Linked DNA regions of Homo sapiens: region 1 is linked to region 2. A link is a contact called in ENCODE Hi-C data. All regions are on one chromosome and are shown on one strand. The core of a region is the stretch at or near the end of the contact, and the rest is flanking DNA. Distances in the headings are between cores, read along the strand shown. Region 1 overlaps LOC105379013 (a long non-coding RNA gene). Region 2 overlaps PIK3R1 (phosphoinositide-3-kinase regulatory subunit 1).

Region 1 (5,747 bases), core at 2,358-4,857, 400 kb before region 2:
TTTTCTCCTTTGGCACTGGTCTGCTCATGGAGAGTATTAAAGACATGTGGAAGATTTAATACTCAGGGAGAGGAAAAGATGATTTGCTTCTGCCCCAGCAACAGAGCTATTCTAAGAGCTCTGGTTGCTTAAGAGAGGCAGGGCTCAGGCATGGCCTCTCCTTCTGTCTCTTGCTGAGACTTTTAAATTCTTGTTGGTTTATTTATTTGTTGAAGACATTATAGCATCGTCTAGAGCTGTGGTTTTTCCAAGTAAAGAGTGACTCCCAGGCTGATCATTTATAGCATTTATATTTATAAAGAGACAGTAATCTACATTTTGTTTTTTGACATCATTTCATCATTTAATTATTAGTTCCTAAAAACCCAGTAAGCATCCTATGCAAGTGATTCTAAGAAATATTTTAGTGGTGGAAATGAATAGAGGTAAGAAAGGGAAGGGCATGGGGGCAGGTGACCTTAGGATTATTTTGCTGTGCCAAAATGGCAGCACGAGGCTTTGATTTGCCACTGTTCTAAATTTATAGCACTTTTCAGAACTCTGCTTTTTATCTCCAAATGAACTCTTTATTTTATGACTTTCATTCCTCATGAAGATTAGATACCAGCCCCCCAAACAATTCTACACTGCTCCACATGTCTTTAAATATGGATCCCACCTGTGTCAGAATCTTAGGTACATAGAGTTGGAGACCCACTTCTCCAGAACCTCAGGAATACTCTGAAGAATTAAATTAGCGGCCAGTTGGGAGAGCAAAGCCTGAAGCTTTCTGGTTGTGTCTACCTCCATCCTGTCTACATGACAGATCTCTTTTAAACATCAAGAACTGTGTGTTTTGGTCAGTTGTAGACATGTTCTACTCACTCTTCCTCAATCCAGCAAATGAAATATCACCCACCCTTTGTTTGGATTAGAAATACGAGAGCAATCCTGAATGTTTCTTTCTGTAACTCCTCACATCTAATTCCTTCTGAAACCCTGTAATTCTCCCTAAAAAACACACAGAGAAAGTGTCAACTTTATTTCTGCAGACAACATCTAGCCCAAGGCACCATCATCTCTAATCTTCAATAATTTTCTGTCTTTCTTCCTTGGCTCAATTTTTGCCCTTTGATAATTCATTCTTCACCTTACGGATGAAATTTTCTTTTAAAAATACAAATCAGATTTTGCCAGTCTCCTTCATGAAACTTTCTCTTGCATTCTGAATAAACTCCAAACTCCTAAATATGATCTTCAAAGCCTTGCTTGATTTAGCTTCTGCTAACTTCTCTAAGTTCTCTATTGCCCCCAATTACTAAGTCCAGAGTTGTTGCTGTTGTGTCTCCTGGACTGTTTCTTTGTCAGTCCTTCACGTGGTCTTAGCTTAAATGTCACCTTCCACAGAGGCATGCCCTGACTATCTTTCTCAAAGTGGTTTGGTAGCTACTATGGATTGGGTAGTCTAACATCCCTTCAAACTCCCTTATCCCATGTCAAGAATGCAAAGCTAAAACCCGCATTTTCCAGACTGTCTTGAAGCTTGGGTACTAGAAATGATTCAGTTTCCCCCAACAAAATGCAAGGCATCGATATTGTGGTTCACAGGATCTCCATTTTGATGGGACCAAGTGTCATTGTGTTGGCATGGATTGTGGCAGAAGTGGTTTGAGTCTGGAGCAAGTAGTCATTGCTGTGGCTGTGACTTGTAGCAGGAAGAGGCAGCTTCTTGATTCAGTGTCTGCTATTTTGATTGCACTGGGGGCTAGTATGGTTCTGCAGTCAGCAGGGGTGTAGTACCTTCCCTAATACAACAGCATCCCCCACCCCACCCCAGATATCAACAGAAGTCACCATACAACAGTTTCTTAGAATGTGCATAGATGGGGGATTGTTCTTGAGAGGTCAGTCTAGAGCCTCCTCCTCTAGTCCTTTTAACAATTTTGTAATCACTGAATTCCCTGTATGGAATTCCTTTCTGCTTAAACTAGCTAGAGTGGATTCTGTTGTCTGCAATACAGTCTGGACCAATGTAAGTCTTTTTTTATAGGTTACTCTTTAGCTCATCTTTTATTTTTTTCCTCACTCTTTTAATAATTTAAATGATACCATTCATTTATTGTCACTCTCCCTACAATATAAGCCTCCCGAGGGTGTGGCCTTGTCTGTTTGGTTCGATGCTCTGTCCCTAGTACCTAGGACAGTTCTCAAAACACACGAGGTATTTCATATCCATTTGTTGCATGAATGAATGGGCCCTAGGCATTTGCTGAGCTGCTCCACACCACACCTCAGCAATCTTAGCAGCAGTGGGGCTTGCTCTGCAGCAAGTCTTTCTTTTGACTCACCCATTTGTGTCTGGTCCAGCTCCGATTTCATTCTTCTGACTCAGCGATGGAAACATGCACTTATGATGATGACAGAGCAAGTCCTTGAGTTCTCTAAAAACTCTGCATCAGGAAGCTTCTGCTAAATGGAGTGCCTCACACCACTATCAGCAGAGCAGTGCTCAGCTGAATTTCTCTATCAGTGGTGTCAGGCAGTGAGGAAGAGACTGGACAAGGGAGGGCTAGCCTAACTTTGCCATTATAGGTTCTTCTTGTTTGAAAGACAATTTCACAAACAATGGCATGTCTAGGCACTCTCCTGAAAGACTGTCCAAGATCATCCCATCCATCCTGGTTGCTTGCATGTCTGTTTCCCATAACTCAACATGCTATTGCCTCTCAAAAAATTTTCACAAGTCCACAGCATGACTTAGCTAATGTAACACTCTGCTCTTTCTAAGAGCCCCGCCTTTCCCTTTGCCTATTTTAAAATGAAGCAAAGGGTCATTTGAAATACTTTGTTTTTTTAACAAATTGAGAAGTTGGGTTCTCACCATAAAATGCTGAATAATAGATTATTTGCCTAAAATAATCTGTGTCTCATTCAATATTTTATTCCCTGTACCAGGGTCTGGTACATAATGGGTGCTCCATAAGTGTTTGAAGAATGATTGAATGAGTGAATCATTCTAGTTTTATGTCTTTTTATTTTTTTAAAGCTGGCAAAAGGTTAATGTATGCAGAGAAGACAGTATATGAGAAAAAAAATCCCACATATGACTTTGATTCTATTCAAATGTGTTCCTTCAGTTAGGCAGGATTTCATTAACATTTCCTCCACATCATGCCTGCTGAATATCATTGCAAGATTTAGTTGACAAGTGCCATTCACAAGCCAGATCTGTGGACCTAAGAGGGTATCCCGCCATGTGGGGCTTCCTTTTCTCAGTCCTGACACACATAAGACAGCAAATGTCAAGTGTGCTTTTTTAGAACTCATATACAGAATGATGTGCTTCTTCAAGGTCAGGATAAGCACCCACTTTAGTTTGCATTCATGCGCAAGAATGCTAGCGACAGGTAACCTTCAAAGAGGGAAGCTGTCATTGGCAGGAAGGGCAAAGGCTGGGAATTGAATCTTCCTAAAAAAGTCACATCTGCCGGCTGGCAGGAGAAGGAGCTCATGTCAGGGCAGGAGACTAACTGGCAGTTAGAGGATCGCTGGTTACTGATTAAGCTGGGCAAGGCATTTTAAAGGCAAAAGAGCAGTCTCCAAGTTCAGATTAGGCAGGCTCTTGCAGGCTCTCACAGCTGGGAGGGGAGCTGGTGGGTGGAAAAGGGTGAGGTGAGGGAAAGGACAGGGAATGGGATGCCCTTAGCTTAGTGGGAGGGAGAAGTCTTCTCCAGGGGTGGCCAGGCCCTCTGTTCTGTCTCCGGGAGCTGCCAGACAGGTAATGTCTATCTCTAGTGTAGAAATTCCTATCCCTGAGGTTGAGACATTTCAAGGTTTTGCCAGTTGTCTCAAAGGGCAATGTGGAATTCTCAAGCCCAAATTATTTTCCTAGTTTTATGCCTTTTAATTTTTTTAATAATGTGAATATCACATAGTTATCTTCAAGTACCTTTGGAAGGCCAAATATTCCCCCTCTCAAAATGTGTAGGAATAGTTGCTGTGGTTGCTACAATTTTCCCTTGTTTACTATGTAACAAGCCTTGAGTTACATGGTTTGCACATATTGCATAATATTAAATTGAATCCTCACAACCTGATGAGATAGGTGTATTTGTCCTCATTTTATACATAAAGCAACTGAGACTCAGAGATACTAAACAGTTTGTCTCATCTCACAGAGCTGGACAGTGGCAGTGCTGACTCCCCACAACAAAAGCAATTTTGCCCCTGTCTAGGGGAATGAGTCCCTGAAGAATGATTTCTTCCCAACTGGGAGATTTTGTAGGACATTTGCCCCAAAGAAATGCTATTTTCCATAATTGGGTACTACCTATTCATTACTGCTCTTGTATCCTCTGAACAGTTTATGTTATTAACTATAGATCAATCTAGGCTTTTTGTGGATGCAAGTGAATGAAGCAAAATGTGGTCTGGCCATAGGATGGGCTGCAACCTCAGGGGGAGTGGGCAGCTGGTTTAGAAAATGTGAGTGGAGAAGAGCCCAAAGCTGCAGCCTCTCTCCTTTCTGCCTCTCCCTAACTCCAGCCTGCCCTGATGCTTGAAATTCCCTAGAACAGAGACACTCATTTAGATTAACGTTCTGAGAGTCCCTACTAATGTCAGTTTATTGACTGTGAGGACTAATATACTGATAGAAATAATATTAAGACTTCACCTGTGTGTATTGATTTCTCTCATTTGATTCTCTCTACAAAGTCTAAGCAACTGTTTCCTCTTGGCATGGGTTGATTTACCAGAATAGATAGCACTGAACAAAGCCCTCAGGGAATGGACCAGAGAACAGGTAAGGGCTGGTGATAAGAAGAGCTTGTCAGGAAAGGGCAGGATTATCCATCCGTGTCCCTTGTGGGTGGATCCTGATAGAAACTAAAGCAGTCAGAGATCGGCATGAAGGTTTGGGCAACGCAGAAAAGAAGAGTGAGACCGTGGGAAATTGTGAAGCTAAAATTGGAGAAGTGTTTGGATGTAGAGGAAAACTCGCTGATGTCTTTTCATATTTAATTTAAAAATATTTTTTGAAGTAAGGTGTATTAATAGATTACTAAATAACTACATTTTATCAAAGAAGTAAACCATATCTCTTGACAGTCCTAGAAGGCACCAAGAAGGAGATGGGGGAGAGAGACGAGCAGCAGGATGGGTCGGTGAAATTGATGAACATATTTCTCATGTCTGAGTCAGGACAGGTCCATCTGATGTTGCCAGTTCTTTGTCACATGCTTCTTTCCCTAGGAGATCAGAGATCCCAGATGGTCTTAGATAGGCACTTACAGATGCTCAGCCACAACTTAAACTGTGCCAGGCACACCTGCCTCCCCAGGAGATGGGCCTGGGCATGGTTACCCAATGGGAAACTCCAAGACCTTTGCCCCACTCCACTCCTCCCAGCCTGGAGAAATTCTGATGTTTCCTAGGTTTTTCTCCTGCTCCTGCTCTGCTCCTGACACTCCCAGTCTCACAGCTCTTTGAGGGCTTATCATTCCCTGAGGAGTGGTGCCAATGAGGTTAGGGTATCAAAGACATCACCCTAAAAACAGCCAGATCACCCTTTCCACTGGTCTCTCCTCCCCTGGGAAGCAGTGCTGGCCTCAGGCAGTTTTGTAAATTCAGCCAAGTCTGGTTTTCATTTCCTCTGTTCCTTTTGCTCTATTTCAAAGCCAGCCAAGTGTCTGCTACTCTAATTCCCTTTCTCCAACCCCCATTGCTATTCCTTTTACTATTTCATGTATTCTGGTCCTAGATAACCT
Region 2 (6,421 bases), core at 1,061-3,560:
GGAGGAGATTACAAAAATGTTCAATAGTAAGTAGTAGGAGGGCATCCTCGGACGAATATTAAACCCCACACCATATGCATACTATACTCCATGATCATGTGACGATTCAGAATAAAACAACACTGCGGCTATTTTTATGAGGTCGATTGCAACTCGCATTTAAATGGCCATATGACCTGCTAATTAAAAGGTGTCTCTGCATTAGGTTTATGTGCCAGCTAATGGGGTAAAGGATAGAAGGGCAGAGAAGGGCATACCTTTCTAAGCGGATGTTTGCCCTTTATTTGAGAAAGTGGCAATGGACCAGACTTGGGATTACTGACTACTATTTAATTAAAATTTGATCTAAGAAAATTTTCAGTTGCATGAGCATAGATAGCTTTAAGGTTATCCAGGGAAATCACCAAACTTTACACCAGAAAGTAATTTAGAGTTCACTTCAATCAATTCCTGCATGCCATAGAGGGGAAAACGAAATCTGACCCAGGGAGGTGAAGTGGTTTACAGAAGATTATAGCCCTAAGACTAGAACCCAATCTTCTGATGGTTTCAAATGCCCTTCTCTACCCATTGTCCCTGCTCCTCACTTCCCTTTGCTAGAGAACGTAAAAAAAAATGGACAAAACTGAAGTTAATCTTTTAAGCCACATGCAAAAAATTTCACACCCCTAACAAAACTCTGGTTTTTTCTGTTTTCTATTTTTAGCTTGCTTAAATTAAAACAAAACATTTCATTCCCTTTGAAGACATAGGTTCTTTCAATAATACCCTCATACTCTGCATGGGAAAGTGATCCAGTGGTCACATAAAGTCCACACAGGCCAACAGCAGCAACTAGCTTCAGGGTTACTTGAAATATCTGGAAAGTGCTGTTAAACCCACAATGAAAGTGATTTTACAAACTTTCCTTTAGTGCAACTGATATAATATTGAAAAACTTTCCCAATGGAAATAACAGTCTATAAGTGAATCTGCCATCTGATCATAGGGACATATGGTTAGTTCAGAGAATACCCTTGCATCCTGAGCTGCATAATCTTGCCCTACTTTTAAAAATAGCCTTTCTAAAGCTAGAAACATTGGAAACATCAGTCTCCTAAGCATACCTGTCTGGATTCACATGATGTTTCATGTCAAAACCTTCTAAGATTAAAATGCTCTGTTAAGTCCACCAGTATATTTTCTGTTTCAGAAGAAAATAAGCCACTGGAAAGCAGTACTCTCTCAACGTATAGAAAGTCTTGAAATAGATTGGAAAAACTTTGCCTTAAACAAATTTCTCACAATATGTACAATCATCTACCAAAGAGGTCCTATTATATTAGGAAAGTGTGAGCTGAATCTTTTTCCCGTTGAATTTTAGTGTTTAAAAAGTGATCTGCAAGACACATGTTCTTTATTAGCTTAAAAAAGGGAGCCCTCTGCTGGTAGAACTGAATCAGTAATTCCTGCTTTGGGAGAAAACCATCAACTTTCTGTATATTTCGTATGTCCAAATTTGACACCAACTAATGTACATAATTGTATTACTGTCACTTGATCTATATGACTCACTAATTAGTAAATCAAAAGTACAGTTTTCACGAAGCTGCTAGTGTTGTAGGAAAACTTTTATTTTAATGTCAGCATTTCTCTGGGACCTCAAAGGCCTAGACACACTGGAAAACTAACTTTACCTTCTGGATTCTTTAAAACAATATGTATCATTCTCCCTTTCCTCAAAGTTTCGTAAAACTCATTTCAGAGGCAAATACAGCCCATTGTTTCACTTCTCAGCAGATATAGTTAGGAAAATGTCTCTTGATCCTTAAACTGTTCAAAAGTTACAAACTGAATACTATATTTCATATGTACAAGTCACCATCAAGTGGCAAATGTTGCACAAGCAGCTTTCAACCTAGAAAACTTCTTCTTTTTCTGGACATCATTTATGAACAAAGACCATGAAAAAAAGAATAGACAACAAAAATTAACCAAAATCTTCATCTAAGGGTAAAATGAATACCTCTCTTCATAATTTTAACTTAAGACAACTTAGAACAGAGGGCCTTTTAGGGTAATTCAAATTATTTGCTCCATATCCACTGGTCTTAACTGACATTATGCTAAGGAAAACATCCATTTAAGTATATAAATAAGCCCAGGTTTACGTATGTATAAACTCTGACACATTCTACCAGGTTTCTGATAAAGGCATCCCCACTGCTTAGCAGAATAAAGTAGTCCCCCCTGCAATTCTCCCTCAGATCTTTGTCCCTTGAGACAAAGAGACATCTGCACTGTGAAAACAAAAGTAAAACTGACTATATACCCCTCCTAAACACATACATACCAAAATACCTGTGTCTCTCAGGACACAAATAAAACTATTGTTTGACAAAACCTAGTGTGGCTTGCCCGTTTAGTTCTACGCATCTACAAACATGTAATTTTTCAAAGTTTCATTTTTCACCTTTGAAGCAACCCTCTAATGTCAGACCACATTTTAAACCAATAAAAATTAAATCAGAGACAAGTAAAACTCTTTGAATGTCATTTCCCTCTACCTTAGTGCTTGCCTTTAGTCTGGGTTGAGAACCAAGCCCAGAGCATTTAAAACAAGATTTATGAATCAGGCTCTTCAGGATGAATGTTTTGCAATGTGCCAGTGGTTAAAAATTAACTTTGACAGGTGTAGAAGGGCAAGGGGTAGAAAGAGTCATTTATTTTCCACTCTGGGCTTGAGGGTGCAATATTAGACTTCAATTATATTACATTAATATTTCTGAATATATCCATGAAATCTGAAATATGTAAATACACTTATAATGGGTTTCATTCAAAGGCACCCTGTGTTAAATAGACTTATTTTTACCTTGGTTTGCCTACAGAAATCTACTTTACCTGCCTAAGCATTAATTGGGTAAAGATAACACAATGATTCAAGAAAAAAATATTGAAAGCCAAACGACAAGTTAAGACTTTTTAGTAACAAAATAGAACAGCAAACTATCAACAAAGTCTAGAGAGCTTACTCTGTGCCCTACCTTTTCCAAATCTTAGCTTCCCTCTGTAAATGAGGAGAATCCTTATTTCCCAGGATTGCTGGATGTATTAGATGTGTTGATGTATTACTATTCTTTGAAAGTTGGAAGTTTATCAAAGAAAAATTTAGATAATTATTATGCTGTACCTAGTTCTCTGCTAGGAAGAGCTCAAAAGGAGAAAAAGCCTTTACCCCTACCCTTTAGAAATGTAATTAAGCAGATGAATAGGAAAAACTATAGACAGTTAAACATAAGGTGACAGGAAGCTTAAAGGCATAAACATACTGAATGGGTCGACTTAACTTGCATATAAAACGGGAAGGACCTACTTGAGTGCAGATAAAGTGGATGGCACTGCTTGGGGCAGCGACGTATGGTTGCATATTTTGTGCACTGTGCAAAGGCACCTAGGCAAGATGGAGGAGTGGTGATGAAATCTAGGCTGCTCCATTCACCAAGCCACATATTCATACAAAGGCACCTTTCTCCCTCCAAGCAATGTACCCACATCAGGGTGGCAACTTCCCAAGTGTCCCTTTTAGCCCCTACAGGCTCCTAGAGGCCGTAGCTCTGCTGGCTGGGAACATGGCGTCAGTAAGGAAAAAGGCCTGACAGGATTCACACAACTAATGAGGAATGGGTGGACTGAAGGAATCAGACCTGCTGAATGAGGACAGCTCCCATAAGGCCTCAAAAGCTAGAGTTGATGCGATAGATAGCAGAGAAATTATCAGTTCATTAAATCTCATACCAACCCCAGGAGAGAGGCATTAACCCAATTCCACAGTCTGGAAAACAATTTGGAAAAGCTGAGTTACTCGAGAGAGTTGAGATTCCAATCCAGATCTATTTGAGTCAGAAGCCCACTTTTTTTTCCACTGCACAGCTCATGGAGTGATTTGGAGCCTTATCCTGAAAAGTATAAACATTGCCCTGACTTTGTTTACTATATGTGACCCATGGGGGCTAATTTCACATATTTTTAGTTTATTACATGCTGGAAACTTCAGAGGAGTTTTTGATTGGACACTAAAAGCAGCCTCATTGCTCACGAAGTTTCCAAAAATCCAGGCAGCAGGGCATGGCAGATAGAATGGGCTGGAGTGTAGGAGGCGGCTCCTGGGCAGACCCGGTTTGGGCCCATACTGGCCGGGTAGCACAGAGCGAACCTCTATCTGTGGGCCTCGGTTTCCTCATGTCCAAATTGGTAAAGCTGGACAATGCTTTCAACTCTAAAATGATGTTTTTTGTGATACTATCACTTAAAATATGTACTGCTTTTGTAAAATACCAAGCCATTATTTTGTACTGTGTAATTTATTTTGAATAAGTCTTTAAACTCCATGCATCAAAATGCTATTTCTCCTTTGCCTATTCAAATTGTACCTATTCTTCAAGGCACATTTCAAGCCCTATTTCTTCTATGAGCCTTTTCTGTCTACTCCATTACCCTAGAAAGTCACCAGCTGCATTTCTAAAGTTCTTTTTGTACTTAGAGTATGTGTACTCCCACCTAGCATTTAATTAGATACTATGTGCTAATGGCTCTTATTTGAACTGATACTTTGCCTCAAACATCATAAGCTTTGTCATTTCAAGTTCTATCTGGTAATAATTAGAAATGCTGTCTATCTGCCCTATAACAGAGTCTTGCTTTTGTCTCCCTTAAACATCATTCAGGTACTCATTTGTGTTCACAACAATGTTACTGTAAATGGCCATTCGCTGGAGATGTAAGGTGCTGTGCTTTCAAAGTTCTGTCTGGTACTAGCACATGCTGTGGCAATGCTGAAGGACTCTAAGAAATTATTGCATTTTTTAAACCAGGCCTAAGAATCATTTCTTCAACCCAGGCTGCCATAGCAGTCATTTGCACTGGAGCCATTCCTGAATACGAAGATGTTCTGGATGGGGACGTTTTGTTCCTGGAGTGGGCAGTACAATGTATGCACACATGAGAGACACTAAAACAGCCATTTAATTCCAAAGGTCCTATACAAATCACACAAACTTCCTGGGAAAACGGCTCAAACTAGAGTTTAAAACCGACTTGGATTTAATTTTTTTTAAGAGGCCACATAAATACTGGGATGATCTAGCAAATGTTCAAGGCTTTGTCATCCTTTAGCAGAGCTGATGGAACTAATCCTCCTTTGAAACAGGCGCACCAATTGCTCAGCAGAGAAATGTAGGGTCCTTTGACATATCAAACAGCTTTCCGGGTGGCATTATGAAAATAGTGCAGATACCCGTTTTTACTTTGGTGGAATTAGGATGAAACTAACAAAGGCGTTTAACTAGTTTACACCAGTCAGGCTAATCAAACTCTACCACTGATTCTGCTATACCTTGTGTAGTAGAAATTCTCCAAAATTCCATGTGATAAATTCATTTGTGGGTATCTGTCAAACCCTGTCTGGCTTTGGCTTCCATGTGTCTCCTCTCTCTAGAGGAGTGGCCACTGAAAAGATCAGGACTACCCACTAGCCCTTCACTGAGAGCAGGGTCCAGCTCTACCTAGTCTCTAACATAAACCTCAACTTAAGTGCCATGTGCCACACCCCTACCCCAATTCTTTTCCACTAAGTCCAAAGGCAGCCTCTGAACACCAGCACAGAGCTCCCAAATCCATTCACAGTGACCTGTGTACTCACACGAGATGAAGCCTTTTGGCCAACCCCTGGACTGAAGTCCTAGTCCCTACCTGTTGACAGTCTTCTTTGACGTAGTTTACCTAGAATTCTGGGCACCCCTGTTAAAACATTCTGCTTGCTGTGATTTGGAACATCCCATGCTTGCCTTATCTACTATACCGGATACCTCTCTCTCACCTTTGGTACATTTTGGGCCTGTCCACATAAACCTTTCCCAATACCCGCATCTTCAGTGTTTACCTACCCTATCCTCTATCCTACCTGCTGCAGGTGGGTTTTGAGTCTAGGCCCTGGCCTCTCTTAGGCTGCCCCATCCAGATGCAAGTAACCAAGCCTGGCTGTGCAATACCCAATTAAGAAAAAGCACAACTTAACTCTCCATTGCATGAAGATGAAACTGAGTCCCCATGCCTGCTCATACAGAGATAAATATGGTAATCTGCATATATTACCTATAATAAATATATTCATGGAGTTTCATTTTAAGTTCCAGGCATAAATTAAGACTACAAGCAACACCTTTTACTGGTCCTGAAACTTCACACGTATAGTACCCTAATTACTATTCTAAATGACCAGTGTCGATTAGCTAACTTTTAACTGGTATATAGCAAAATGAGGTTGTTTAGACTTTCCACGGTAGAAGAAAAATACATCAGTTTAAATTAAATGCATTGCTAACATGGTCTACATTTCCTGCTTTGTTAAATGGCTAACTGAACAGCAGCCTGCTTTCAAAGA

The links. Hi-C counts contacts between places; a loop is a spot of excess contacts on that map. Pooled maps may share reads with other maps.
Region 1: a loop to region 2 is called in a map of MCF 10A, with 13 times the contacts of the local background. The contact joins two enhancer-like sites. A Hi-C loop is called at or near these places in 5 of 168 maps with a recorded cell type or tissue (Calu3, MCF 10A, PC-9 and 2 more) and 8 of 50 pooled maps.

The regions. Positions count from the first base shown.
Region 1 is chr5:68,680,416-68,686,162 of GRCh38, reverse strand. All of the region lies in intron 2 of LOC105379013 (a long non-coding RNA gene), which reads left to right. Among named protein-coding and RNA genes, the nearest start is that of LINC02198, 350 kb to the left of the region's middle. RefSeq lists an enhancer at 5,408-5,747. Within about 2 kb of position 3,607, at least 3 of the 41 ENCODE cell types and tissues checked have a DNase peak (open chromatin) inside an H3K27ac peak, as active enhancers do.
Region 2 is chr5:68,281,505-68,287,925 of GRCh38, reverse strand. The region is part of intron 7 of PIK3R1 (phosphoinositide-3-kinase regulatory subunit 1); the gene reads right to left. Among named protein-coding and RNA genes, the nearest start is that of PIK3R1, 69 kb to the right of the region's middle. Within about 2 kb of position 2,310, at least 3 of the 41 ENCODE cell types and tissues checked have a DNase peak (open chromatin) inside an H3K27ac peak, as active enhancers do.